7 separate regions of the Homo sapiens genome follow, and all the other regions are linked to region 4. The links are chromatin loops, found by intact Hi-C in ENCODE. Cell type or tissue: mammary epithelial cell. All regions are shown on one strand. Region 1 has its middle 11 kb from the start of JPH4. Region 2 overlaps LOC105370407 (a long non-coding RNA gene). Region 3 has its middle 8.2 kb from the start of LINC00596. Region 4 holds the start of LOC105370409 (a long non-coding RNA gene). Region 5 holds the start of LOC105370411 (a long non-coding RNA gene). Region 6 holds the start of DHRS4 (dehydrogenase/reductase 4). Region 7 has its middle 4.1 kb from the start of DHRS2.

What was found. A loop is a pair of places that touch in the nucleus more often than their neighbours do. Peaks named below come from ENCODE experiments on the same cell type or tissue, not always from the same donor. Only the 100,000 strongest peaks of a DNase experiment are listed, where the experiment ranks them.
Region 1: a loop joins it to region 4, with 8 times the contacts of the local background. A loop is called at or near these places in 9 of 110 quality-filtered maps.
Region 2: it touches region 4 in a loop (9-fold over the local background); 4 of 110 quality-filtered maps call a loop at or near these places.
Region 3: a loop joins it to region 4, with 18 times the contacts of the local background. A loop is called at or near these places in 39 of 110 quality-filtered maps.
Region 5: it touches region 4 in a loop (14-fold over the local background); 41 of 110 quality-filtered maps call a loop at or near these places.
Region 6: it touches region 4 in a loop (17-fold over the local background); 11 of 110 quality-filtered maps call a loop at or near these places.
Region 7: a loop joins it to region 4, with 7 times the contacts of the local background. A loop is called at or near these places in 5 of 110 quality-filtered maps.

Annotation. Positions count from the first base shown.
Region 1 is chr14:23,587,484-23,591,483 of GRCh38, forward strand. No RefSeq gene overlaps it. Among named protein-coding and RNA genes, the nearest start is that of JPH4, 11 kb to the left of the region's middle. In mammary epithelial cell, a CTCF peak has its summit at 1,688 (motif pointing right); a DNase peak (open chromatin) is centred at 1,718.
Region 2 is chr14:23,663,588-23,667,587 of GRCh38, forward strand. It overlaps LOC105370407 (a long non-coding RNA gene), which reads left to right. Exons shown (of 3, transcript XR_943607.3): 3 at 734-819. Among named protein-coding and RNA genes, the nearest start is that of DHRS2, 29 kb to the left of the region's middle. In mammary epithelial cell, a CTCF peak has its summit at 2,491 (motif pointing right); no DNase peak of the experiment used is centred here.
Region 3 is chr14:23,909,172-23,913,171 of GRCh38, forward strand. It overlaps a transcript of LINC00596 not described here. Among named protein-coding and RNA genes, the nearest start is that of LINC00596, 8.2 kb to the left of the region's middle. In mammary epithelial cell, a CTCF peak has its summit at 1,607 (motif pointing left); a DNase peak (open chromatin) is centred at 1,600.
Region 4 is chr14:23,726,192-23,730,191 of GRCh38, forward strand. It overlaps LOC105370409 (a long non-coding RNA gene), which reads right to left and starts at 3,551. Exons shown (of 6, transcript XR_007064083.1): 1 at 3,387-3,551. In mammary epithelial cell, CTCF peaks have their summits at 1,554 (motif pointing right) and 3,956; no DNase peak of the experiment used is centred here.
Region 5 is chr14:23,928,448-23,932,447 of GRCh38, forward strand. It overlaps LOC105370411 (a long non-coding RNA gene), which reads right to left and starts at 1,567. Exons shown (of 2, transcript XR_943618.2): 1 at 759-1,567. It also overlaps a transcript of LINC00596 not described here. In mammary epithelial cell, a CTCF peak has its summit at 1,505 (motif pointing left); no DNase peak of the experiment used is centred here.
Region 6 is chr14:23,952,198-23,956,197 of GRCh38, forward strand. It overlaps DHRS4 (dehydrogenase/reductase 4), which reads left to right and starts at 1,573. Exons shown (of 8, transcript NM_021004.4): 1 at 1,573-1,719; 2 at 2,838-3,015. The coding sequence starts at 1,592. DHRS4-AS1 (DHRS4 antisense RNA 1) reads right to left here and starts at 2,915. Exons shown (of 2, transcript NR_023922.2): 1 at 2,551-2,915. RefSeq lists enhancers at 1,095-1,294, 1,905-2,034, 2,085-2,214. In mammary epithelial cell, a CTCF peak has its summit at 2,001 (motif pointing left); DNase peaks (open chromatin) are centred at 1,524 and 1,964; H3K4me3 peaks cover 2,073 bases; H3K27ac peaks cover 1,278 bases.
Region 7 is chr14:23,630,284-23,634,283 of GRCh38, forward strand. It overlaps a transcript of DHRS2 not described here. Among named protein-coding and RNA genes, the nearest start is that of DHRS2, 4.1 kb to the right of the region's middle. In mammary epithelial cell, a CTCF peak has its summit at 1,835 (motif pointing right); a DNase peak (open chromatin) is centred at 1,768.

The DNA of each region.
Region 1 (4,000 bases), 140 kb before region 4:
GAACTCCTGACCTCAGGTGATCCACCCGCCTCGGCCTCCAAAAGTGCTGGGATTACAGGTGTGAGCCACCTTGCCCAGACTAATTTTTGTATTTTTAGTAGAGACAGGGTTTCGCCATGTTGACCAGGCTGGTTACAAACTCCTAACCTCAAGTGATCTGCCCACCTCAGCCTCCCAAAGTGCTGGGATTACAGGTGTGAGCCAGGCACATTGTAAGCATTTTCCATGTCATTAAAACATCCTTGATTTTTAAATGGCTATATAATATTCCAGTGTTTGGATGCACAATAATTTGTTTATTTTAGCATAGCACTTTTACATTTTTTTCTATTAAAAATTAACAAGTGACCAGGTGTGGTGGCTCACACCTGTAATCCCAGCACTTTGGGAGGCCGAGGCAGGCAGATCACCTGAGGTCGGGAATTCCAGACCAGCTTGACCAGCATGGAGAAACCCCATCTCTACTAAAAAAATACAAAATTAGCCAGGAGTGGTGGCACATGCCTGTAGTCCCAGCTACTCGGGAGGCTGAGGCAGGAGAATCACTTGAACCTGGGAGGTGGAGGTTGCAGTGAGCCAAGATTGTGCCATTGCACTCCAGCCTGGCAATGAGAACAAAACTCAGTTTCAAAAAAAAAAAAAAAAATTAACATGTTCGTATACAAATCTTTGTATCTCTGATGCTTTCTTTCTTTTTTTTGAGGGGTCTCACTCTGTCACCCAGGCTGGAGTGCAGTGGCATGATTATATTTCACTGCAGCCTCATCCTCCCAGGATCAAGTAGCTGGGACCACAGGTGTGCACCACGATGCCTGGCTAATTTTTTGTATTTTTTTTTGTAGAGACAGGGTTTTGCCATGTTGCCCAGGCTGGTCTCGAACTCCTGAGCTCAAGCAATCCTCCTGCCTCGACCTCCCAAAGTGTTGGGATTACAGGCATGAGCCGCCACGCCCGGCCTCTGATACTTTCTTTAAAAAGTTTTATAAAAAAAAGTTTTATCATGGAACATTTCAAACATGTACCAAAGTAAACAGAATAGAATAAAGAACCCCCATGTATCTATCACCCAGCTGCAGTAATTCTCACTCTTGTCCAATCTTGTTTTCTCCTCCCTCATTTATTTCAAATTCCAGGTATCATGTTATATCAGTCTATTGATTTCTTCAGGCTGGATTCTTAACATAAGGATCTCTGAGTCACAGGATAGAAACATTTTTAAAGATTTTGGCTTTATTTTACCAGCATCTCTGCTAGAAAGTTTGTACAAATTTACACCCTCACCAATTGTTCATGAAAGTGCTTGTCTTATTGCACCCTGACCTGCATTGATCTTTAGTTGTAACACACACACACACACACATACGCACAGAGATACACAGATACACAGACAGACACACATTTTTGCCAACTTGATAGGTGAAAAGTGTTTTATACAGTATACATTTGTTTGATTGATTGCTAGGCTTATATTAAGTAGGCATCTGGTGACTCCAGTGGAGCAAATCCTCCTGAAGGTGCCCTAAACATGCTGGCACCTCCTGGGGACCTCAGCTGAGGCCTGTGGGGGTGGAGGTGGGAGGGTACAGCTTTTCATCTGTGCTGGGACCTGGGAGCTTCCCCCTGCCCTTAGAGCGGGGAGGAGCTTGAAAAGATTTTCCTCCTCATCTCCCGGCAGCCACCAGGGGTCAGGATGGGGCCAGAGATGCTGCTGGTGGGAGAGGGTGAAGATGGCCAGCTGCCAGACACTGCATTTCCTCTGTCTGGCCACTGCTGGCTGGTTGCACAGCTCCCCTCTGCTTATCAGATCATGATTCCAGAATGTTCTTCATGGCTGGCCTTCGCTGTCTGACTGTCCCCGCCTCTCACTGCTCCCAGGTTTGGCTTGCTGAAAAGGGAACCTGCTTGACAGATACCACCCTGGACATATAATGGTTTTGCTTTGTTTCTCTACACATCTCTGTGAGACTGGGTTCACTATGGCACAGGGATTTTTAACCTGAGATCCATGAACTGAAAGACCCAAGGACAGGCCTTAGGGACTGTAAACCCTCTGAAATTGGGCAAATGGGGTATACATCTCCTTTTTCCCCGTCTGGGGAGAGAACAATAGCTTTGTGAGATTCATGGCCCCCAAAGTCCAGCATCTTCCGGTACCCCTCCTCCCTCCTTAGCCCATTTGCTTCCTATGATGGCTGCAAAGAGAGAAACTTGCTGTTGGAAACAGGGGGCCTTGGGAGTCAGGCTAAGGGATTGGACCTTCCTCCTCACCCAATGAAACTGAGAGAAGAACCTGCATTTTCCCTGGGGTGGGATGCACTGGTAAAGGGGAAGTGGGCAATACTGTCAACCCCTGGGGCAACCATCGGGGCTGTACTGGATCTAGGTACACAGTGAGGTACCCTGCCTCATACTGATGTGCACATGCTTGTGTGCTGTTAATGACTGGGTCCAGGGAGCAGAGGATGAGGGAAGAAGGCTGATCTCAAGCTAGTGGTCTTGCAGCCTATATCTCTGAGCCCTGGGCAGTGGCATGAGCAAGATGCCCAAAATGTAGCAAGCAGCCAGGTTACTTTCTGCTGGGGTACTGCTTATTTTGCTTATTTTAGTCTTAATAAAGCAAAGTAAAGTCTTATTTTGCTACAACTTGATCTAAGTATTAACTCTTGTGCAAGTGTGGGTGGGATGTGCGGTTAGGACTCACGAGACTCTCAGAGCAATGCAGCCTTGCTCTACAGCAAAAAGAGGAGCTGGGGGCTTGGCGAGGCTGAGGGTCAAGGCCAGAGTTGTCCAGGACATCAGATATGCGGAAAAAACCTGAGCATTACTAAATCCCATACTAGTGCTTCATTTTATCTCACAGTAATGATTTATATTTGTACATAAACTAAGGCTGGGCACAGTGGCTCATTCCTGTCATCCCACACTTTGGGAGATGAAGGTGGAAGGATTGCTCGAGGCCAGGAATTTGAGACCAGCCTGGGCAACATAGTGAGATCCCATCTCTACAAAAAATTTGAGAAAACACTTGCGCTAGGTGTTTGAGACCAGCCTTGGGAACATGGCAAAACCCCATCTCTACAAAAAAACCCCAAAACTAGCTGGATGTAGTGGTGCATAGCTGAGGTCCCAGCTACTTGGTAGGCTGAGGTGGGAGGATTGCTTGATTCTGGGAGGCAGAGGTTGCAGTGAGCTGAGATGCGCCATTGCACTCTAGTGAGACTTTGTCTCAAAAAAAAAAAAAAAAAAAAACCAAAACCAAAAAAATTAAAAAAGCTAGCCAGGTGTGGTGGTGTGCCCCTGTAGTCCCAGCTACTCCAGAGGCTGAGGTGGGAGGATCACTTAAGCCCCATACTTTGAGGTTGCTCTTTCTCCAAAAAAAAAAAAAAAAAGGCAGGGCAGTGGCTCATGCCTGTAATCCCAGCACTTTGGGAAGCCGAGGTGGACAGATTACCTGAGGTCAAGAGTTCGAGACCAGCCTGGCCAACATGGTGAAACCCCATCTCTGCTAAAAATACAAAATTAGCCAGGCTAAGGCATGGCGGTGCATGCCTGTAATCCCAGCTACTTGGGAGGCTGAGGCTGTGTTTTAGTAGAGGCCATGTTGGCCAGGCTGGTCTCGAACTGCCAACCTCAGGTGATCTGCCCACCTGGGCTTCCCAAAGTGCTAGGATTACAGGCATGAGCCACTGTGCCCGGCCTACTTGGAGCTATTTTGAAATACATAATAGATTATTATAAACTATAGTCACTTTACTGATCTATCAAACACTAGGTTTTATTTCTTCTATCAAACCGTATATTCTTCTATTAAACCATATATTCATCCCCCCACCCCCTTCCTGGCCTCTGGTTACCACAAATCTACTCTCTATGTTCATGAGATCCACATTTTTAGCTTCCACATATAAGTTAGAACATTTTAAACAATTTCCCACCTCAGGTCCAAAAAAGTTAGAACATGTGATATTAATGTTTTTGTGGCTGGCTCATTTCACTTAAC
Region 2 (4,000 bases), 63 kb before region 4:
AAGCAATGGAAGAGTCACACAGTGGAGAACCAACTGCAACAATCCCAGGAGCAAAGTGCTATGGGACCACAGAAGAAAGTAGGTTTCAATTTGCTGGAGGGGTATTGATGGGTATAGGGTAGGGATCCAGGAAGCGTTCACCAAAGAGGCAGCAGTGGAGATCTGGGTTTCACAGGATGAGAAGAAGCAGTTCCAGCAGAGACACCACATGAGAAAAGGCACAGGGTGGGCGGGGGGCTTGGGGCTTAGAGCCCTATATCTCCGCTATGGGGCTGGAGAGCAGAATGTGAGGAGAGATGGGCAGGGCCCTCAGGTGGAGACAATGGGCATCAGTTCCCCTCACAGCAGTGCCTTGTCCACTCCTTTCCTGTGGTCACCTCCTTGAGATCCTAACCAGTTTTGCAATGCCGCAGAACTGGGGCAAAATTATGGTAGCCTTTTTGCAAAAATGTCCTAGGGACTTCTATCCACAGCCCTCGTGTCATGTTAGCTGGGGAAGTAGCAGCAACATGTGTTCTTTAGGGCAGGAGTGATTCTATCCTATATGCTTCCAATACTGCAGTCAGTTACCTCGAGACACTACTCCCCCGAAAGAGTCATACAAAGGATTTGTATGCATGTACTGTTTTCTCTACCAATTATATATCTGTCTATAAAATATAGATATGTTTTTCTGTCTAAGCAGGGAAGGATCGATGCAGGGAACTGTGATTAAACTAGACATCTCTGACAGGAAGAAGAGCTGGAAGGACTGACAGGCTCCGGTGGCCACCCTACAACCAGAAGACAGACACCTGACAATGTATTGTCAGATGATGGATTAGCCAAGCCTGGGGAAGAGAGCTGAGTGTACAGCTTCCCTCCCAGTCTCCTGGGTGACAAAACCGCTGGATGACCCCGCCAACAATAATGAGATGAAAATGAAGAACACTGCAGTATAATGAGCATGATAAAATAGAGATGTTGCTAAATAATGGGTCGGCCATGGCTGAGGAGCAGGAGAAAGAGCCAAGCCCAAAGGAGGTGGATAAGGCCTTCCTGTGTGGTCTCCAAGCCTGACCCCCTGATGTGTTGCTGTTGCTCAACCAGGCCATAGATGGTTTTGAGTCCCTAGGGTGGCAAAGATGTCAGAGAGGGACTAGAGGGTGGGCCTAAGTGAAAATCCCCAGCAGGCTCTATCCTGGTCACTGTGGCTCTGACCTCCACCAGGGGAGGGACAAAAGTGTGGTAAGCACACATGCTGATGGTGGTTATGAATTACTGCCTTTAGTAGGAACCTGTTGCCTGCCAATGAGTATCAGCAAATGGTCTGAGTTAACGCATCAAAGTTTTTCAGAACATTGCACCTCTCATCTACATAGTGCAGAGTGGAAGAAGCCTGTTAATTATGCTTTTGTTTGTATTTTTGTTTAGTTGGTAGCTTGGAGTATCTGCCAGCAGAGGCAGCTGCCCCTAGGGAGGGAGGTACCTGGGTGCTACAGGGATGGCTGCCTGTAAAGATTTCTGGCACCAAGCCTCTCTGCAGTTTTTGTTTTTTATTTTTTAAATAATTAAATTAAGACTTATTTTTGAATAAGTAATATCTACATAGAGTACAAAATTTAAAAGGAACAAAAGGGGTGCAGGAAACATACATATCCCTTCTTCTCCCCCTATTCCCAGCCACCCATTTTCCTTCCCTCGAGGCAACCACTGTTACCAGTTTCTTCTGCAGTTTTCCAGAGATATTCTAAGCATAAATAAGTGCATGTACCTCAACCTGCAAGCATACTTACCAGTTTTTTTTTTTAAAAAAACACAAATGTTAACGTACTGTATCAACAAGAGTCCTGACAGAAAACAGATGGCACACATAAAGTGAGTCATTTCAGTAGAGTTTAATAAATGGACTGTTTACCAAGGTGTAGGAAAAGCCCAAAGCCAGCAACAGTTGAGTGAGAGGGCACAGTGACATAGTGTGAGCAACACTGCCAGTTGAGGAGCATTCCAGGGAGGTGTGGGGGCATAATCACCTGTCCTTCCTCTCCTCCCTCTGACCTTTTGCTGCAGCACCTCATGGGCTGCACTCAACCTAAGCCAGAGAACAAGAGTCTATTGATGCAGTTTAAAGAGGTCACTCTGGGGCACGGAACAGGTGGGGAAGGGCCAAGAGTGAATAAGGAGGGCAAATGTGGGCACTCAGCTCATGCACTCAGCTCCTCATCCTGTTCTTTGCTGTTTTCCACTTCACAGTCTATCTGTACATAGAGCCTCATTCTTTCTGCTAGCTTATTCTATTGCATTTCCGTTGTGGAATACCACGCCACATGCAAGAGACTGAATTGTGACCCCCACCCCAATTATATGTTGAAGTCCTAACACCCAATGTTAACTGTATGTAGAGTGAAGAAGTCATTAAAGTTAAATGAGGCCATAAGGGTGATGCCTAGAATAAGGCTTATTAAGAGGAGACACCAGAGCTCTCTATCTGTCATGTGAGGACACAGCCAGAAGATGGCAGTCTGCAAGCCAGGAACTCATCAGAAAACCCAGCAGCAGGAACCCTGATCTTGAACTTCCCAGTCTCCAGAACTGGGAGAAAGAAATGTCTGCTCTTTAACCCACCCAGTTCATGGTATTTTGTTATGGCAGCCTGAGCTAAGACACCACACACACACACACACACACACACACACACACACACACACACACACACGTAATATATCACAAAAATAATAATATATACAACCATATATTCAACTAGTCCCTCACTGATGGTCTTTTAAGATAGTTTCCAATTTTCTGCTATTACAAACAATGCTGCAAGGCAAATCCTTTTACTGCCATTTCACTGGTAAGGATACATACAGAATAAATTCCATAGGAATTTATTTATAGGAAGGGATTGTTGTATCAAAGAATGTATGCTTTAAAAATGTTGATAGATTCAGCTGCAGCACCCTGCATAGAATTTGCACCAATTTGCATGCACATTAGCAATGTATAAGGTTCCCATGCAGTTTTTAAACATCTGGGTTTCGAAGACGTGAATAAACTTATTACAGCATCTTTCCAGCAGTGCCTGTCACCTTACAAGACATAAACTTTTCTTGTTTTTGAAATTATGAGAATACATAATTCTCCTCTTGTTTTCTGTCCTGTCTTTCAGCTTTTTTCAGCAGGGATAAAATTCCTCCACTCCTGAATGAAATTCTTATGGTTTTTCTTTGGGCACAGTTCTGACTCATTTTAAGTCATAAATTAACTGCCTCAGTTAAGATGTTAAGTATCCAGTTTTTCTTTCTGGGCATGAACAAGCCAATTATATATGAAAACATACCTTAGAGACAGTTAGGAAACCCACATATGTACAGGTACCAGGACATGCCAAGGAATCATCATTAATCCCACAACATTGCTGTGGCACGCAGGAAAACATCCTTATTCTATGAAGAGGCAGTCTGAAGTATCCAGAAATGTGAAACACACGTCTTCAATCTACCCCAACACTTCAGCAAAAACAAGATGAAGCAAATATGCAAAACAGTAACAATCATTACATCTAGGTGATGGACACCTTCCTTTATGTTCAACAACTCTCATAATAAAAAACTTAGAAGAGATGTCTAGCCAAGACAATAATCAATACTTCACACTTCATCCATAGGTAAGACTCCTCCCTCTCCTCCCCCTGCTGCTCCCCAGCCAGGGCCAGCAGTGAGAGAGTCTGTGATCTAGGAAGGAGGTTGCAGTGGCTTCTGCTCCTTCTTCATTCAACTCCTCTCCTACCAGGGTTGAAGAGAGATAGTCAGAGGACAGGATGGTACTTACGTGGCTTGCTCTTTGACCTGGCAGATGTCTAAAACAGACTCTTGTAACCCTTGGGTTCGGCAGAGCCCAACACGATCTGTGATGTGGGCAATGGATTCTGTTTCTCCAGCTGCCACCCCCCCACTCCACCACCAGCCCTGATCTGGTGGTCCACAATACACCAACAAATTTTACTCTTCATGTGATCTTC
Region 3 (4,000 bases), 180 kb after region 4:
TGCCTCAGCCAATCCTGCAGAGAGTTCCGAAGATGGGGTGGCCATCAGAGCTCTCCTGAGTTGGGGTGTAAGAGCTGGGCTCTATACCACTCATTAGTCAATCCTGGATGTGGGCTACTGGGAAGGGGCATGACCCTGGGCATGATGGCTCTCTTCAGTTTAGGAAATCACAGAGGAGGTTGATGGGTGAGGGCTCTCTGCCAGCAGCACTGCCAGCAGCTGGGATAATAAATCCTCTAACCCTGAAGGGCGATTGGGTAGCAAATATCAGCAACCACCACAAAACCCAAGTTACTGAAAATAGACATACCTGTTATATACACCCTTAGGTACTGTGTGTCAATATAAAAATGTGCCTGGGGATTGTGTGCTCTGTCCTCTGCTCATTTTCCTGTACCTGGGAATCCCGAATTTCAGAGTATCTCTGACATCTGGGAGCCTATGCCCTCACAGGTGGCAGAATCCATTACAATAATCTCTTTATGGATCACTCATGTGGCTGTTGGCGGGAGGCCTCAGTTCCTCAACACACAGCACTCTCCTTGGGTTGGCTTGAGTGTCCTCACAACATGGTAGCTGGCTTCCCCCAGGACAAGGGGTTGGAGAGAACAAGACAGGAAGCCTCAACACCACTTACATCCTAGTCTCAGACATCATAAATCATCACTCCTGCCACATTCTATGCTTTAAATGTGAGTCACTAAGTCCGTCCTGCACTTAAGGTGAGGGGAGTGGGTTCCACCTTTTGAAAGAAGTCATATCAAATAGTTGTGGACATATTTTTAAAACACTATCTATAGAGAGAAAGATATTCTCCAAATCAACAGTGATAGATACTTCTGAGGCAGGGTGTAGATGGGAGGAGTAAAGTAAAAGGAGGCTTTTGTTTTTTCTCTGTTTTTTATAAGAAGAATTTACTTTTGTAAATAAAAAATAAGAATATTCTTGATTGTTGAAAACATGGCAACCAGTGAAACTGGGTGGGAAAAGAGATGCTTATCTATGGAGCAGATTGTGATTTACTGTTCTCCTCTACCATGGTTTATCCTGCCTGACCCCATCCAACTAAACACAAAAGAATGAGAAACTAAATGATCATTACCAGCAGCTTCTCCGAGGAGTCATCATTTTCCTAGCACGTGAACAAGGAGTCTGATGACTGCACTATATTGAGATGTGAAAGGTTGGGGAAAAACATTAGAGCCATTAGTCTGTTCCTGCATCCCTATCCTTCATCCACAATTTCATTTAATGCAGAAATTATCTTATTAGCTTTGATGGCTTGATCACAGGCTCTGGCTGGGGCACAGACATCCCAGGAATATCCAAGAGGGCAGAGCTACTCGGTGGGAGATTCTACACCCTCGTGGCCCCTTCCATCCAGGCCCTTGGGTGCACTCCCTCTCCTGAATCCCACATAGACTGCCATTCTCCGACATCTAGGGCCAGCCCAAGTATCTCCAGGCAGGTAGGGAACGCTGTGGGAGGATCTGTCAATGTCCAGGCAGAGAAATCACACAGTTGCTGGATAGGAGCTGTCTGTCTCCTGGGATTTTTTTTCCCTCCTGGGAGTCAAGATGTCTCCACCCTATCTGGGCCTTTGCTGGCCCCTTCAGGCAAGGGAAGGAACTTCAGCTTTGTCCGCAATCACAGAGCTCATTCCCATCTCCCCAGGCTCCCACACCTCCTTCACCTGGTCCTTTGCATTAGAAAGACAGAGTCCCCAGATGCTAAACTATATGGAGGAAACCTGGCCTGTCAGAGCAACAATAGGAACAAATAAGACCTTCTCCCCTGCCTATAGGAAAGTACTCTGTAAATGTGGGCTATCCCTGTCAATTTACAGATCAAGAACCATCCTGTGAGCCTCGAAGGCATTGCGAGAGATACCCAAAGCTCAACCACTAGCTATCCCCAGTCTCTATTTGTCTTGCATTTGTCATTTGTTTATGACTCTCTCCCTTTTGAAGGAGATCACACTGAAGAATTCCCGGTCTTGGAGACATTTCTGGATTGGGCAAGGCTGCTTCCACAAATTGGGCCTACTGTCGGTGTGGGCCAGACTGCAGACAAGAGGCAGCCACTCTAGAGAGTGTAGGCAGTCACAGTGTCACTCCAATTCCATCTGCTACCCCTGCAGGACTTAAGAGGAAAATCTCCCTCTGACCCCGTTCCCTATCATAATACACCCTATCTCTAGACACCCTGCTTTTCTGAGAATGTTCACCAGGGTCAAGGTCTGGGGTCAACAAAGCTCAAGGGTCTACCCTACTTTAGGAATGAGAGTATCACCTCAGCGGCTTCCGTAGAAGTAGCTCCACACATAGGCCCTGATGTTTGCTTTCAGCAATCAGGTGGTGAGGATTTTCCCAGCATCTCCCTGGTCAGACCACAGATATGATTAAAGATGAGTTAACAAAGGGCAGACTGACGCCTTCGAGCTAAGGATTAGCTTTGCACAAAATCGTAACAATCATCTAAAGGGTCATCCTTCCCCCAGCTGCCTAAGCCCTTTATTCAAGAAAAAGCATGGCCCATGTGAGAAAGGGCTTAACATGTTTAGGCTGCTATACTGGGGATGCCTTATAATCCCATACAGGAAGTGGATGACTTCTGCCCAGTGAGCTTTTTCATATAGTATCCAACCTGGAAGTTGTTCCGCTCTCTTCAAGAGCCAACACTACGTATAAATACCTCAGGGCAAAGCAGAAGGAGATAAGCCTTTCCTAGATACTAAGCAATATGCATTTTCACAGAGCGAACAATATACCATCTACAGTAGACCGAATAATGGCCCCAAATATATCCACATTAATCCCCAGAGCTTGCAAATGTTTTCTTATGTGGCGGAAAGGACTTTGCAGGTGTGATTAAGTTGAGGATCTGGAGATGGGGAGATTATCCTGGGCTGAGTGGGCACTAAATGTAATCACAATGTAGTTATAATAAATGTACTTGCAAGAGGGAGAAGAGAAGAGGAGGTGATCTTACCACAGAGGAAAGAAGGTGATGTGATGCAGAGATTGAAGTAACTCAGTTTGAAGATGAGGAAGAGGCCACAGAGAAGGAAAAGAGGTGGCAAGCAGATGTTGAACAATACAATAGATTCTCCCCTAAGATGCTGCAGAAGAGATTGGCCCTTCCCACACCTTGACTTGAGTCCAGTGAGACGATCTTGGTTGGACCTTTGACCTGCAGAACTGTGAGAGAATACACTTGCATTGTTTTAAGCCACTAAGTGTGTGGTAATTTGTTACAGCAGCAACAGGAAAGTAATATACCATCTTTAAACCCACCATTTTGTGTATTTTTAACAGCTTTATTGAGGTGTAACTGACATATTTAAATGAGCTGCACATATTTAAACTGCACAATTTGATAAGTTTTGACATATGTATACATGCGTGAAACAATCATCATAGTCAAGATAGTGAACATATTCATTATCTTCAAAAGTTAACTTACACACCTCGTAATCTGTAACTCTTGGTCCTCCCTGAGCCCTTGCCTTCCAGGTAACAGCTGATCTGTTTTCTGTCACTATAAATTAGTTGCTTTTATGTATAAATAGAGTCATATAGTATGTACTCTTTTTTGTCTGGCTTCTTTTGCGCAGCCTAGTTATCAAGACCCAACCGTGCTGTTGCGTATATCAATATTTCATTCCATTTTGTTGCTAAGTAGTATTCCATTGCTTAGATATATTTTAAGCACTCACCTGTTAGTAGACTTTTGGATTATTTCCATTTTTTGGCTCTTTAAAATAAAGCTGCTACGAACATTCATGTAAAAGTCCTCATATGCTTTCAATTTTCTTTGATAAATACCTATGAATGGAATGGTTGGATTGCATGGTCGATGTGTATTTTACTTTTTAAGAAACTGTCAAACTGTTTTCCAAAATGGTTGTACCATTTTACAGTCCCAGCAGCCACCATATCTTGTTTTTATGTTATTCAAATTATTTTTTTTTCGTTAATTGAAGCTCATCTCCATCCCT
Region 4 (4,000 bases):
CTTTTTCCTCCATGACTCAGCGGTCACATAGAGAGCAGCAGCGCAGACCCTCAGTGCCTCCCCTCAGTCTGGTCCGTGGGACTCCAGGTGAGCAGAGGTGCCGGCTGAACGGACAGGCCCCCTTCCCCTCCTCTTTCTGACTTCAAATCCCAAGCAGGAACGCAAAGGCCCTGGCCCTGCTGCTGAGCCAACCTTTGCCCCATATGGAGAAGATGGGGTGAGGGCTCCATGGGAGCTGGGGAGACTTTGCCTTGCTCTCTGCTACCCCGAGGCAACACTGGGGGATGGGGCCCAGGAAGTGGAATATCCCAAGGAGAGCAGGGTGGAGTGTGCCCTGGATGCCAGGCTCTCATGTCACTTCCTAAACCACGTCTCCAGGCTTCTTGGGCCCCACAGGATGTGACCAACACAGTGAAGGGGAACATTTGGAAAGAATGTGGCGGGCGGACTCCACACCCAGAGGGGAGCCCCAATCACCTCTGACGTGCTCTGTCGTCTGAGAAACGCAGGCCAGTGGTAGCTGCAAGGATGGGACAAGGCCATGTGGTATAGCCATGAGACCTTAACCTTTCCAGAGAGGCCAAAAGAAGCTCCTTCAGTCCCTCCCCTGCTGGGGTCTCTCATGGCGGAGCTACTCTCCACCTTTTGCCATTCGTCTGGGCTTGTTTGAGTCCAAGTCAGCAACTAGTTACTGCTCCTGCTCCGAAGTGAGATTTGCAACCCAGGCCACTCTCAGTGCATTTTCCTCCTGTGGGAGTGGCCGTCCCCAGGTGGCAGCCTCACACTGATGGCTCCATGTTCCCAGGTCCTGTTCTCCAGAATTCCAGATGCTGATTGGCCCTGCCTGGGTGCTAGTTCCTAGGAGTCCTGGGGCATCTGAGCAGGGGAGCTTGTGTCGGACCTTCTCAGCTCTAACTTCCCCAAAGAAGTCACTTCTTCCCAGAGACCCTGGCACTGTCCCTACTTTCCCTTCTTTCCTCTTCCTCAGTTCTGCCTCCTCGTCACTTGGAAGCTCATTTTCTGGAAGCAAATAGCTTCTTAATTAGGTACATCTTCCACTTGTCATGCCTGTCCGCTTCTAACAGGGGAAGGCCTGTGGTGCTGATTGCCTCTGCTGCTGTCTGTGCACCTCAAACAGTTAGTGGGGAGTTTGGGGATAGGGCAGTGGAGTGGTTGCCAGGATGAGGGAGGTAAATATTGATCCCGCATGATAGTAAAATCCAAGTGCACAACACTGGATGCCTGTCCTGCCCACATTTAAAACTGCACTTATTGCCATTATCTCATTTAGTTCCTAAAGCCCCAGGGCTGCCATGTGTGGTTGTATAGGTTGTTCACTGCACAAGGTCGCCTAGTCTAGAAACAAGTAGGAGCTGAAATCCAGTCCATGCTCTGCTTGACAAGACATGTACCCTGGCTTGGGGCTACATTCACCCGAAGAACAGGGTGGCTTTACTATTTGCTCTCACAAAGTCAGGCACTAGTGGGGCTGCATAAGCTCAGAAGAAAGTTTTTTTAAAAAATTTACACCAGGGGGCACTATAGGCTATCAGTGTCCCTGCATGACATTCCTATGACTGTCACAGAGCAGGCCTGATAAACTCCCTGTGGCAGAGGAGGAGATTGAGACATGGAGATGATAAGTGACTTGCCCAAGGGCGACCAGTCATGGTAGAGCAGGAATCTGGTCATGGGTCTCTTTAGTGCATTTCCCTGGCTCTGCACCCTAAGCAATTCTCTCTGGGCTAAGCATGGGTGAACACAGCCTCTGCCTTCCTGACTTTTCTTTAAGCCCAGGCTTCATTCCGCTCCTGCTCAGATTTTGTTCACTGGTAATTTCCTGGAGTGGAGTGGGAGAAACATGTGAGTGCAGGTGTGAGTGCTGGTGTGAGTGCAGGTGTAAGTGCAGGCATAGTCATCCTCCATAGCCTTGGGGGTCTAGCAAGAGCCCCTCTCCTCCAGCGCAGTGCACCTTATCCATTTCATTTCCTTCTTAGATGCTGGAGGCCTATACCACCAGCAAAACTGCACTGCTGGGACTCACCAAGCCCTTGGCTATAGAGCTGGCACCAAAGGGTATCCAGGTGCCCCGCCTGTTGCCAGGAATCATCAAGAACTGACTTTAACCACATGATGAGGGTTCAGCAGCTCCCAGTTGCCCCCACCAACCACTTTGTTGGTTTCCCCAGTCTGGCCATGGCTTTGTGAGACCAGCAGCCTCTCACTTCCTGTATCTGCACCAGGGCTGTCCTCTCTGGGAGCAGTCGAGGGACTGCAGACCCAGCACTGAGCAGGGCCATCTGCCCACAAGGGCATGAGTCTGCCATGGCAGCCTCTCTGGCCCTTCACAGTTCTATTTAGCACTGAGCCTCTGAATTTTTTCAGGTTGAAGATAATCTGGCTCTGCAAAACTCCTTTAAAAACCCCTGTGGATAGCAGAGACAGGTAGTCTTCTCCAGGGGAGACAGGGCTCTCGGACTGTATCCTCACCTATCAGCCCGTCCTCTCACAGAGTCTGGGGATGCACAGCCCATGAGGTGGGATCTGGAGGGCATGAGGGGCCCCACCATATCTCTCTATGGAGCCCAGGCCTCTGATGGGCCAGGGAGGTGGGATTCAGGGCTGGAGGTGGTGCTGGGCCCTATGTTCAGAGCAGCAGGACCAGCGATCAGAGTTCATTAGAGCATAGGCTGAGGCCTCAGTTCTGTTCTCTTTCCATGCAGGGGTTAAGAGGACTGTGCAGGAACCATGTCCTTCCTGCACTCTACAGATGCCAGCTACGTCACTGGGAAGAGCATCCTGGTGGCCGGCTTCTCCCAGAGGCTCTGCAGGCTGTGACTCTGGGTATAGATACTGCACTTTACCCTGGGGACCAGATAGTGATTGGATAGGAGGATGAATGAAAGCCAGGCCCTCGGGGGTGTCATAAGTAGCAGGGGCCAGTTTGCACATAGAATTCTAAGACAGACCCAGTGTAGGGCATGACTGGGGATGGGACAGAGTTGCTTCTTGAGATTTACAGAGCATGAATCTATGGGTTTTTGTGTGTTTTTCTTGGCAGCAAACTTGTTTTGAAACTCCTAACCTGGCCTCCTGGTGTGGTTGGCAAATACAAGTAGCTTCTTTGCCTACAAACACCATCACTGTCTCAGTGGCCTGTTTCCTCACCACTGCCCCCATCCTTAGGAGCTCCTTCCTCTGTGTTTGTCCCAGGATTCAAGCATCTTGAGAACCTAGAAAAGAGAAGCCTTTGCCTGAGGAGTTAAGGATGTGGATCATTAAAAGTGGTGCCAAAATGCCCAGGAGTGCAGCCAACAGCCCACCCCTAGGAGGCCAATGACTCTAAGAGGAGATTCACTCAGTTTTCTCCCTCCCCATTTTCTCACCTGGGAGCCCTGGAAATGATCCTGGATTAGGAATGGAAGATCTGCTAAGAAAGAATTCCTCCTCTGCCACCGTCTTTATCTCCCTGGGCTTCTGTTTCCCTGGCTATTAACTGAGGAGTTGGACTGATAGCCCCACGTCCTCCCCTCTGGCTTTCTGTGAGATGCCACTCAGTGTTTCCCAACACTCTGGCCTCCAGGTCACAATGGTCTCCGTGGTTCCGGCTCTCCGCAGTGGCATGTGCCACTCTGAATGCTGTCACCATTGCAAGGTGATGTCCCCTCTCATGTGGTAGCAAACTTAACCTATCAGGGAGCAAAGAAGCTGAAGAAATCTGGGGCCTTCAAGGGGCATTGCTCAGACCTCAAGCTTCACCCCACACAAAGTGTGCTGTGACACTCCAGTCCTTGTCTCCACCTTCTCCAAGCTCACACCATTAGCTCTGCTGTCTTCTTGTCTATGCTGTGCCATGTCCCCTGTCCCCTGCCTGGCCCAGCCTCCCTGGACCCTCACCTGTCTACCCCAATGGCTATTAAACTGTCACTTCCATCTACCCCTGCAGTTCCACTTCTGTCCACTCTAAGCAGTGGCCTGCCTGTGTACTCCCCAGAGAAAG
Region 5 (4,000 bases), 200 kb after region 4:
ATCTGTAAGATGGGAGATTAATAATATCTGTCTACCTCACATTGTTGTAAAAATCAAATGAAAAGATGTATAAGTGTGAGAACTGTTTCCTAAATGTTCGTAACTATTCTGTTAGACCATGTAACTCTTCTCTATTTCAAGTCTAATCTCTTATTGATTCTGGAATAAAGTATTCCTGCATCTTTAGTTATTGATTTAGGACCTTTTCTTTCTTTGGCTTACTCAGGAAGTCTAACTATTCAGAAATTGCAATACTCAGATCTATTCCCCAGATCTGCCCTCCTGAAGTGTTTCATTTCTTAATTTAGTTTCTTTAAATTCTGGATCTATTGCTCAGGTTTCTTTACTGATTTAAGTGCCATTTCTGCTTTGTGCAGTTTAAACATGATTTTCAATGTGTCTTTTGCAATAATCATTACTTTCATTCTTTTTTATTCTGACTTTCACTAGGGAGGATGTAATGTCCACTTGATTTCTTTGAAAAGAGGCTCCAGCCATTTTCTGAATTCTGTGTATGGTTCCCTGTGGTTGTTTCTTTCTTTGGGATTAATTAAAATAAAGTTTTTTGTGTGGGCTCATTGGGTGTTTTTTGAAACTTTTTTAGAAAACCCACATTGATTTTTTTTCAGTTTAGTGCATTCTCCCTTAAGTTACTTCAGTGACTGGTCTTTGCTGTACTGCTGAAAATTCTTTAGTAACATTTTTCAATTAATTTTAAGAGAATTTGCAATTAGGAGTTTGACTGGTTTTCTACTCACTCCAATATTTTCCCGGATAATTTTTTTCTACCATGTCAGGCCTTTCTATCTTCTGATTCAATGGAGTCTGGAAAGAATCCAAAGTCTAATTATGGGATTAGAACAAGAAAGCCAAGTACTTTCAATGGAAAACTGAAAAATGCCTTTTTGTGCTTTGTTGCTGCTGTTAAGGCTCAGGCTGAGTCTAAGAAAAGGGAAGAAAGATTGGAATACTGAAATAAAATCTTACCAAAAACGCTTTAATAACCTTACATATTAGCTGCATTCCTAAAGGCTCTGAACCTTCCAGGCATCTCGCAAGCGGCAAGGGCCGCATTCATTTCTTTGGCTATAAATGAAGGGATGCTAAATTATTTCCAAGGTCACTTTTCCATCTCTGAATTTCTACAACATTAAATAATGTTTAAGCTGCGAGTTCAGGCATGAATTAATGTAACCAGAATTATTCCCACTTCTTGCTACCCTGCCCACAAAATGCACACACACACACCCCCACTTTGATTTCCCGATTTTTAAATTGTTCAAATCAATTGTTATGAAACATAAAATGAAGCCGGGAGAGAGAAAATGAGGGAACCGAATACAAAATTCCTCCCTTCTGGAATCAGGGCAGCCTCTGCACCCCCAGATCTCCTCCAACACATGAGGTACTTAAGAGGAGACCCCTCAAGGCAGCACCCTGCCAAGGCATGGTTGAGTCACCAAATCTCAGCCGTTTGGACTGTGAGGGGAGACCCTGCAGCCCTCTGGTGGACAAAAGTGGCATTACAGCCTTCTCTGCATCCAAAAGGTCACAGCCCATCTGAGATGGAAGCGTGATGGATCTATCTGCAAGCGTGACCTGAAATCCTAACCAAGGGCCAACCTGCCCAGGACAGGCTGGATCTTTGCCTCAGAAATGGTGCTTTTGTCATTTTGAGAAACATTATCCCTGCAGATTTCAGATTTGAAACTCAAGAAGGCTATGGTGGATTTCAAATAGGGTAATGTTAAATGGCCTACATTTTTACTAGTATTGTGGGCACTCCTACCAGAAGAAAAATTTTTTAATTCCATATAATTCAGAATGAAGTTAATCAGAATGAAGTTGTTCCCCACTCCTTTCTTGTGTCCTTCCAGCCCTCAGGATGGTAGCAGCTTCCGCTGCCACTAATATGTGGTTGTTTCACCAGCCCATTTGGCTTCTCAGCCCAGTCCAACGTGTAACCAATTTCCTGTTTTAAATTCCCTCTTTGAAATGCCTACAATGATTTTGTTGTGCTTGGCAATAGGAATATGGCAGTGACCAAGACAGACTTCGTTCCAGATCTTATGGAGCTCATAGTCTAGCTCAGGAAAATAAATATTAAATAAGCACTCATTCAGTTAATAATTATTTCAAAAAGGAAGTACATGAGAATGCATAGCAGAGGAACTTAACCTGGAATAAGGATAAATTTTGTAGTTCCACAGGTGACACTAGAAGCTAGAAACTCTAGGCCAGCAGGACTTTACACAGAGACAGTCCCACAGCTATGATGGAAGCACAGAAAGTTGTGATGTTGCCTCTCCTCCTCCCTGGGTCCAGCAGGGAAGAAAGGAAGGGTTCCTAGCCAAAGGCGGAAGTGGAGGATTTCAGGCAGGATTCAGTGCACAGTAGTGACAGAGAAGCAAGGATGGAGTTCTTCTGACAGCCTGCAGGCACCCAAGAAAACTTGGCTCTGCTAGATCTGGCCAGGAAAGAAACCAAAATCTTGAAGGAATGTGTCATCGCCCTGGCAACCTCCAAGCCACGGGAGTCAGACAATGTCCAGACCAAGCCTGACTCAAAAAATGCTTTCCCAAAGATTTAACCTATAATATCACAATATTTCCCCAGTCTCCTCCTGACCAGCATCATATGATAGGGTACGAGGATGGGAGAACCAGCCTGCTGCTGTGCTCTCTTGTCCCAACAGGTGTCTGCTCCTGTCTTGATGAGCTCAAAACATCCTTATCTTCTCTACCTGTCAATACTGATGAACACCAGATTACTCAACACCCTGATGCGCCATGCCAAATCCTAACAACTCTCAATTTATATCAGATGGGATAGGCATACTTTATTCAGCTTTGCTATTTAGATCAGGGGTCCCCAATCCCTGGGCTACAGACCAGACAAGTCCATGACCTGTTAGGAACCAGGCTGCACAGCAGGAGGTGAGTGGTGGGCGACCAAGGGAAGCTTCATCTGTATTTACAGCCACTCCCCATCACTCGCATTACCGCCTGAGCCCTACCTCCTATCAGATCAGCAGAGGCATTAGATTCTCATAGGTGCATGAACCCTATTGTGAACTTCATATGCAAAGGATCTAGGTTTCACACTCCTTATGAGAATCTAATGCCTGATGATCTGTCACTGTCTCCCATCACCCCGATGGGGCCATCTAGTTGCAGGAAAACAAGCTCAGGGGTCCCACTGATTCTACATCATGGTGAGTTGTACAATTACATATATATATATATATATATATATATATATACATATATATATATATGTATATAATATATAATGTAATAATAATAGAAATAAAGTGCACGATAAATGTAATGAGCTTGAATCATCCCAAAATTATCCACCCGCAAACCCCACAGTCCATGGAAAAACTCTTCTACGAAACCAGTCCCTGGTGCCAAAAGATTGGGGACTGCTGATTTAGATCACTGTTTACAAGATCTAAAGTTTTTTGAACAGAGAACTTCTACTCCCTTACCACAGAGGGAAGTCATTACTCGCCGTCCTGCCTTACAGAGTCCCCGATAAGGAATGAGGGAGAGAGCAAAGTTTCAAGTCTTCTCTCTCCAAGTTCACTGCCTATTCTAAGTTAATATTAGATGACCTTAGAATGCCTAAACAATTATAACTCCACATATTACCCCCCACAGGGCCTTGGTCTGTCCTTTGAACTCCAATTACATTTAGTGTACACTGTCAAACTCATGACTCAAGAAGTCATTATGGGTTAGTTGCAGCAACTGAGGCAGGCCAAGAAAAGGAGGGAGCTCTGATGTTGCTTGAGACCCTTGGATGAGGGCCCAGAGCAGCCCTTCTCAATCTGGGCTACATGAGCAAACTAAGCCCTAATGCCCAAAGGCATCTATTTTATGTAATGAATTAACTTATATTTCTCGTTCTTCTAGAATGGAACTAATTATGTCACATCCTAGAGAAACTGAGAAGACAGTCACTCAAATAATGTTCTGTAGACCTTAATTCTTTC
Region 6 (4,000 bases), 230 kb after region 4:
CAGCTGTAACTTCTTGGCTGAGGAAAACACTAGAATTCCAGTGCAGGCCGTTCTATTACTTGCTCACCATACACCCCCTTTTGAATGTTGAAACCCTTTTTCAGCTGCTCAGCTTACCTGCACATATACTAAATGAATCTTGAGCAAACATGAATTCTATTCAAAAGTCATGCCTAGAACTGGATTTCACAAACCAGGATTCTTTCCCCTTTAATTGTAGGGACTGGCATAAGGCTGCCAAACTGGTGATTTCACCAATAACACATCTCTAAACCTACCCATCTGCTTTCATCATCTTTTCTAAAAGAAAACACTAACACACACACACACACACAAAAAGAAGCAAACGTATACTCCACAATAAAGGACTGTTAAATAAGCTTAGCTTTATGAAACTCACTGTAATTGTTTCCTTTTCTCATTTTGCCTTGAACTAGTGAAAACGCTGCCATGAACCAGCACTGCTTCTCAGTCTGGCTTTGGAGGCCAGTGGGTTAAACCAATTCAGATGCTTGCATTTGGGTCTGTTGGGGCCTTTCTACACTGTACCATAAGCCATCCAGATTTCTTCATTCTCCCGGAAACCCAGGAGGGAGATCATTTCAGCCCACTTGGCAGAAGTGCAGACTGAAGTCTTGGACACAGAATTTATAGCTGGCAAGGACTTTATTCATCATCCATACCCTCAGTAATTTACAGATGAAGAGTCTGGCCCAGGGCACCAATAATAATCACTACATGGTGGCAGTAACTACTATGTGCTTAGTAGCTTACAGTTCATAAAGAGATTTTGCATTCAACAAATATTTATTGAACTAAGATGGCGGCTAAGACCTGGGGACAGAGTGGTTAGGGAGAACTTGAGTGCCCCGAGTTCTTTGCATTTCCACCACTGCTTGAGGGACTGTCCAGCCTCCTCGCTACCACTTAGCCCCTGTAAAGGAGGAAGTCCCTTTGTCAACGGACATGAGAATGCTGTTTGGCCAATGACCATAGTCTGCCCTCCAGGGCCCGTGAAGATGGAAGAGACCTTGGGCAGAGTGAAGGGCAGTGCCAGGCCTGGCGCAGCTACTCCCTATCACGTCTCTCTCCCAGGCTCTTCCAGCCTCACCTGGTGGACTCCATGGCGACCACAGGCCTCACCTCCATGGGCAGTCTCAAAACATTTGCCCTCCTGTGGGCTGTCACACACATAGACCCAGACTTTCTTGGAGAAGGAATTCTGAAGAAGCAAAAGCAACCAACTCAAAACCCCCACTTCCCAGAGAAGAAAAGGTGGGCAAGCAGATGCAGAAAGGCAGCAGCCAAAGCCTGCGGGTTCCTGCAAGGGCCAGGGGAGGGGCGAGCCCTACAGGCAACTTGAACGGAGAGCTCACCCGCCAGCCCGGAAAGGCAAGCCCCAGTCAGGCGGAAGGTAGATGGTGGAGGGGCGCCGCGGCGGATGGAGGTGCCCAGGGCCACAGACCGCTCACAGCGGTACCGGGGCGGGGAGCAGGGCGGGCAGGGAATCGGCCCGCCCTTCGTCCTGCCCCTCGCCCTACTCTGTCACCGCCCCTGGGAAGAGTGGAACCCATACTTGCTGGTCTGATCCATGCACAAGGCGGGGCTGCTAGGCCTCTGTGCCCGGGCTTGGAATTCGGTGCGGATGGCCAGCTCCGGGATGACCCGCCGGGACCCGCTCGCAAATAAGGTGGCCCTGGTAACGGCCTCCACCGACGGGTGAGTGCTCCGGCCGGAGTTTCTGAGGCCCTGGCTGCCTGGAAACAGGCACTGGCCTCTCATCCTCGGCCTCCGGTGCCCCTGTCCTCAGACCTTACACGCTGCCAAAGTCTGGCCCTGGAAAAAAGGTAGCCACGTGGTCCGCCTGAAGCCACTCCGAATCCCCTAGCCCTGGACCCTCCCTTGCCAGCCCTCCTGTCCCTGCTACCTCTGGCACAACTGTGCCACCTCTGTGCAGCCCTATCGATCTAGTCTCCCCAGTGTTCTGGGCTGCCCCAGTCAACCAGCGCCACCTAGCGTCTGGGAAGACCAGAAACTGGAAATCCAAGGAAATCTGGATTTCAAAATACTATCCCACGGCCTCCAGCACTTTGAAAATGTACCAGACATTCTATTTGGGCACCGGAAAGTCCCCCGGAACCCCTCCCCCTTACCTAGATGGGACACCAGAGCCATATGTCGAGATTTTTGTTTAGGTCGGTACATCTGGGCCGACCTTGCCCAGCCTGTTTCTCACCCACCATTCTTGTCTATCCTGGTCCTCATTTCTACAGGACTTTGCTAGATGCCAGCTCTTCACAAAACTAAAATACAAATGTAGGTAAAATGCTAATAGCTGACAAATGCAAAATGTGTAACTCTTCCTCCCAAGGCAATATTTACATTTTTGACCGGAGACCATCTTTTCACATGCACCCCAAAAAATAACTAAGGATAGAATTTTGAGAATGATGTAGACGAGTAAGAAAGAAACCTGGGGGCAGGGCTGTTCTGAGTGAGACCCTCAAATCACGGAAGTGGCTGCTGCTGCAAACCCAGCTCATTTCTCACCTCTCAGTCCCAAGAGGGGATGAAGCCTGTCACCCATGGTGGGAACTGTAGAAAGTGATGTCAGTTCTTGGGAACTGAGGCTGTGGTCCAGGTCATAATAAAAACAAGTAAAGGAATGCCAAAAATGGCCATGCCATTAAGCCTGTTTTACACATAGTAGGCACACGTAGGGGTTATATAGAGAAAGAGCCAGAATTCAAACCCGGGCAGTCTTAACTTCAGAGCTCATACTGTCGACCTCTTCCCCTGCACAGGCCTTAGCAGTCTTTGTCTCTTTCTGCTCACAGGATCGGCTTCGCCATCGCCCGGCGTTTGGCCCAGGACGGGGCCCATGTGGTCGTCAGCAGCCGGAAGCAGCAGAATGTGGACCAGGCGGTGGCCACGCTGCAGGGGGAGGGGCTGAGCGTGACGGGCACCGTGTGCCATGTGGGGAAGGCGGAGGACCGGGAGCGGCTGGTGGCCACGGTGAGCTGCAGGGAAATGGGCACAGAGCCAGGAGGTGGAAAACGGAGCCAGCCTGAGCCTCCTTCCCTGCTTTCCTAGACAGCAGCACATTTTTACTGTGTGCCTTTCTATTATGTCCATATACTAACGTCAGAGAATCATCCCATCTCAGTCAGAGAATTTTAAAACATTCTAATGCTTCAACCCTGCATCATCCCTTGAGTACCCCAAAGAAACAGCTGGTACTGGTTCTGCAGTAATTTTCAATCTAATTGAACAGATGTGAAGGGTAAATACAATCACAAAATACATGTTCCCACCCATGAGTTAATAAACATTCCCCTCTTCTTCAGCTTATAGAGTCAAGTCCCTGGGAACCTCAGGAAGCAGCCCACCATGTTTCAGCCACTTACTATGTGCCATTTCCTGTGTTCAGAGCCTTACACAGGTTATCTCTAGACCTGACAACAACCCAAGCAAGGCAAGGACTATTCTCTCAGTCTGCAGACCCTGGCTCAGATAGCTGGAGCAACTTCCCAAGGTCCCACAGCCAGTAAGGAAAGACCCAGACCTCCCAGGCTCCCTTCCTTTATTGGCTGCCTGTGGACTACCGGGTACTGGACTTTAGTCTCAAAGAAAGTATATAAGTCGATGTCAGAATTAGTAGTGGACACCAGCCTTGCAGCTGCTGAAGCAAATATGAAGCATTCACAAAGGAAGCTCCTCTTCCCTTGAGGCTCACGGCATACACTTTATTTCCCAGAGTGGAAGGGAGAATCTACCCAAAAATGGAAAGTACAGGATTCTGCTAACAGATTGGAAGGTTGGCAGAAATAATTTGCATAATCTTAGAAGAGGAGGATCTTAAGCAATAGTAGACAGTAGTATGGTAGACAGAATAGGGTAATTCCATTTTTAAGGAACTGTCTGGCAAATGCTCAAATGTGCATTGGAAAGAGCCAAATATGAGTCCAAGAAAGTCACAAATGTGAGTCCAAAAAAGCTT
Region 7 (4,000 bases), 96 kb before region 4:
CAGGCTGGGGCTGCCTTGCCTCACTGCCTTGGGTTGGGTCTATAATGACTGGAACTGCCCATCTTCACTCCTGTTCACTTTTTATGTTGATGCTCTTTCTTCCTGCCTCTATGTCTGCAGCTCAGTCTATTTCTTCTTTGATTATCAATACAAAGCTCTTGGGGCTATCAAAGTCCTTTGGACCACCCAAGTCAACCCCTTATTTTACTGTGATACAGATGGAGGCAAGAGGGGAACAGACTTGTCCAAGATCACACAGCTTCTGCTGATATCTCCTTAGTGCTGATGAAAAAGAGTCAAACTGTAAAATATTTGAAGAGATTTATTCTGAGCCAAATGTGAGGACCATGACCCATGACACAGGTCCAGGAGGTCCTGGGAATATATTCCCAAGGTGGTTGGGTTGCAGCTTGATTTTATACATCTTAGGAGAACAGAAGCTACAGGCAGAGACACAAATCAATACATGTAAGGATTACATTGTTTTGGCCCAGAAAGGCAGGACATCTTGAAGTGGGGGCTTCCAGGTCACAGGTAGATTTAAAGATTTTCTGATTGGCAAGTGGTTGAAAGGGTTAAGCTCTGCCTAAAGAGTTGAGGTCAATAGAAAGATATGTTTGTAGTTAAGATAAGGGGAGTTGTGGGAGCCAAGGTTCTTGTTAACGTAGATGAAGCCTCCAGGTAGTAGGCATCATAGATAATAGATTGTAAATATTTTTTATCAGATCCTAAAAGGTGCCAGACTCTTAGTTAAATCTCTCTTGGATCAGGAAAAGACCTGGAAAGAGAAGGGGATTTTCTATAGGATGTAAATTTTCCTCACAAGAGACAGCTTTGCAGGGCCATTTCAAAAAATGTCAAAGAAATGCATTTTGATGTAAAATACTTCAGTTTTTTTCAGGACCTGCTATCTGTCATGTGATGCTATACTAGAGTCAGGTTAGAATTTGGTATCTTATTGCTAAAAGTCTGTTTTTTCAGCCCTAAGATCTCCATTTTACTGTTAATGCTGGTCAGTCATGCCTGAACTCAAAAGGGAGGAGGGTATAATGAGGCATGTCCAACCCTGTATTCCCATCATGGCCTGCACTGGTTTTTTAAGTTGACTTTGGAATGCCCTTTGCCAAGCAGAGGAGTGCTTTCAGTTGGTTGGGGAGCTTAGAATTTTATTTCCTGTTTACATTATTCTCTTTTCTGATTTTCAATATTTCTAACTCTTCCATGTCTCTCATTCTTTCTCCTCTAATCTTTGTTTTCTTCCTCTACCCCCCCCACCCCTTTCCTTTTCCCTTCTCTTCTCTCTTTGGACCAGTGCTGAAGGCCATTCACCTCCAAGATGGGACTAGGTTAAGGGTGTGCCCATTCAGCTTCCCCACCCCCAAATTTGGGCATCTGAATTGATAAGCATGGAAAGGGGTATCAGAGTGGGCAGTGCCAGGCTCAGGGACCATTCTAAGCTCCCAGGACCTGTGGTCAATTCTGCTGCAGCTGACCGAGCTGACTGTTTTGGGGAAAGCATAAGTGAGTGGGGTAGGGTGAACCAGAGGCCTTGGAAGCTGCTCACTCTTCCCATCCTCCCAGGCAAAAGAGGGGCTTTGCATGGGAAGGGGAAGCAGGGGAGACAGAGGAGGCCTGACTTCATCTCTGCAGGTTGTTTACCTGCAACAGTCCAGGCAGAGTTGCCTTTCCTTACAATAGGTCAGCTTTCCTGCAAACCACATTGAGGCAAGTTCAGACAAGCAGGGCTTGGTAAGAACTGTTAGAGGCCAGAAAGGGGACAGCCAGACTTGCTGAGCTAGGAACACATCTCACAGGTGCTGTTACTCTAGCCTTCCAGCAGGGGGCGTCCTGTCCCGACAAAAGGCGAGTCCTCTTTTTCCTGCTGTCCTCCCAGCCAAGGAGACTGGATTCCTCTCAACCTCAAAAGGGGGTTAATCTGAGCTCGCAGCAGAAGGAGAGGAGTTCCCCAGGGGGGGCATAACAATGTTCAGAATCTGGTGTCCTGTTTAGAAAAGGTAGACCAATCAGGAGCTGAAACCCCTTGTCTCCACGTAATGCAAGGCTGTAAATATGACCTTGCAGGAAGGAGAGAGGCGTGAGAGAGTAAGCGAGAGCAACAGCAGGCAGAGTGGAAGCAGCTGGGAGGAAAGAGGGAGGAGGTCTAGGACCTACAAAGATTGTTTTTGGAAATACAATATCAGAAGAGATATAAATCGGAAATCAAGGCTTCCTTCCCAAAGCAAAGCATTTGGTCGCCTGCATTTTGACACTGAGTACAGACTGATATTTAATAGACAGTTTCTTCACAATTCCTGAGCAGCACCCATTCACTTATAATTTATAGATACAGACCCCTAACTCGAAGGAACTGAGTTATGCAAGAGTTGCTAAGGAACAAGGGGAGATGCAGTAGGTAAGGCAGGGGTTGCTTAGTAACCAGGAGTCCCTTGGTGATGGAGTGGCCAGAGCATGTCTGGAACTGATGAGGGTCTGTAGACAGAGTCATCCCAGGCCAGAGCCTCCTGCAAGTTCACATCTGTCGGCCCCTTGGCCCAGAGCTGCCAGAGCCTGCCTCTCTTCACCTTCCTGGCACTGTCCTGTCCCACATGAAAAGCACACTGCTAAGTCCCTGAGTGCCCTGCTAACTAACCCCTTGCTGGAACCACTCCTTCCCTCCCTCTCTCAACAGGAAGCTCATCAGATTCTTCCATTAGAGTAGGGAATGGCAGGCCAATGGGAATCCCACATAGGGGAAGGCAGGAGCCTCTGGGCTAACATGAATGTGGAGCTGGGAAATTAGGATTTGGGTGAAAGAGGGTCTCCTAGACAAGCATCCCTGGCATTTTCCAGTTCATGGTGATATATCTTCATACCTGAGTCTCCCATGCCAGATCCTCTCCCTGCCTTCACATCTGCGCATAGCTACAGAGGCACACCGTTCCCTTCTGAAGGGCCTCCTGAGGGCACAGGTCTCCACACAGCAGCCTGGATGTCTGTGGCTGGTTTAACTGGCTCAGCTCCACGGACATCCCTTCAGAGAGCTTCAATCAGCACCGGCCTGCTGGAGTCATTCAGAACTGCAGTCTGCTTTCTCAGGCATGAGCCCCCCATTCTCTGTATTCCAGGCACATAGGCATCCCTGCTCTCTCCCAAACACCCTGGACATCCACACCCTCCATTCTTCCTCTCAGCCTGTTCCCCTTGACAGGAGGATCTATCCTGTTGCTGCCCCTGTCAAAATCCTCCTCAGTCTTGCAGGTCCTATCTACCTGCAACTTTCCCAGCCTGATTAGCTCACCAGCCTTATTGAGCACTCCTGTGTTTCAAGCCCTGGGCCCCAAGAGGGAGGAGTGGAGCCTGTGTTCAAGGAACTCACATGACACTCATTACTGATCCTCTGCTTCCTGGCTAGGATACTCCATGAAAGCCCTCTGTGAACTGAATGTTTAAAATCAGAAAGTTTTGCTTATTTAAAGCAAAGCCCTTTGCATAGAACAACTTTGAGAAAGTATCTGAGATGCTGGCAAATTTTCTTCTGAGAAGGGAATTGGAGGATTTAATTTTTGAATTAAGTTTTAAGCTGCTTGAATTTTAAAATTTACCATGAGCAGGTAATCTTTACTTTTAAACTTTTAAATTGTGAATTATAACACATACGTAAAAAGTATACACATACATAGGTGATATAATATATCTTCATGGACATCATGTAGGCATCACTTGCTTATCAAATACAACATTGCCAGCACGCTAGAAGCTCTTTAGTTTGCCCCTTCTTTTTTTTTTTTTTTTTTTTTTTTTTGAGACGGAGTCTCCCTCTGTCACCCAGGATGGAGTGCAGTGGTGCAATCTTGGCTCACTGCAACCTCCAACTCCTGGGTTCAAGCGACTCTCCTGCCTCAGTCTCCCAAGTAGCTGGGACTATAGGCATGCGCCACCACACCTGGCTAATTTTTGTATTTTTAGTAGAGATGAGGTTTCACCATGTTGGCTAGGCTGG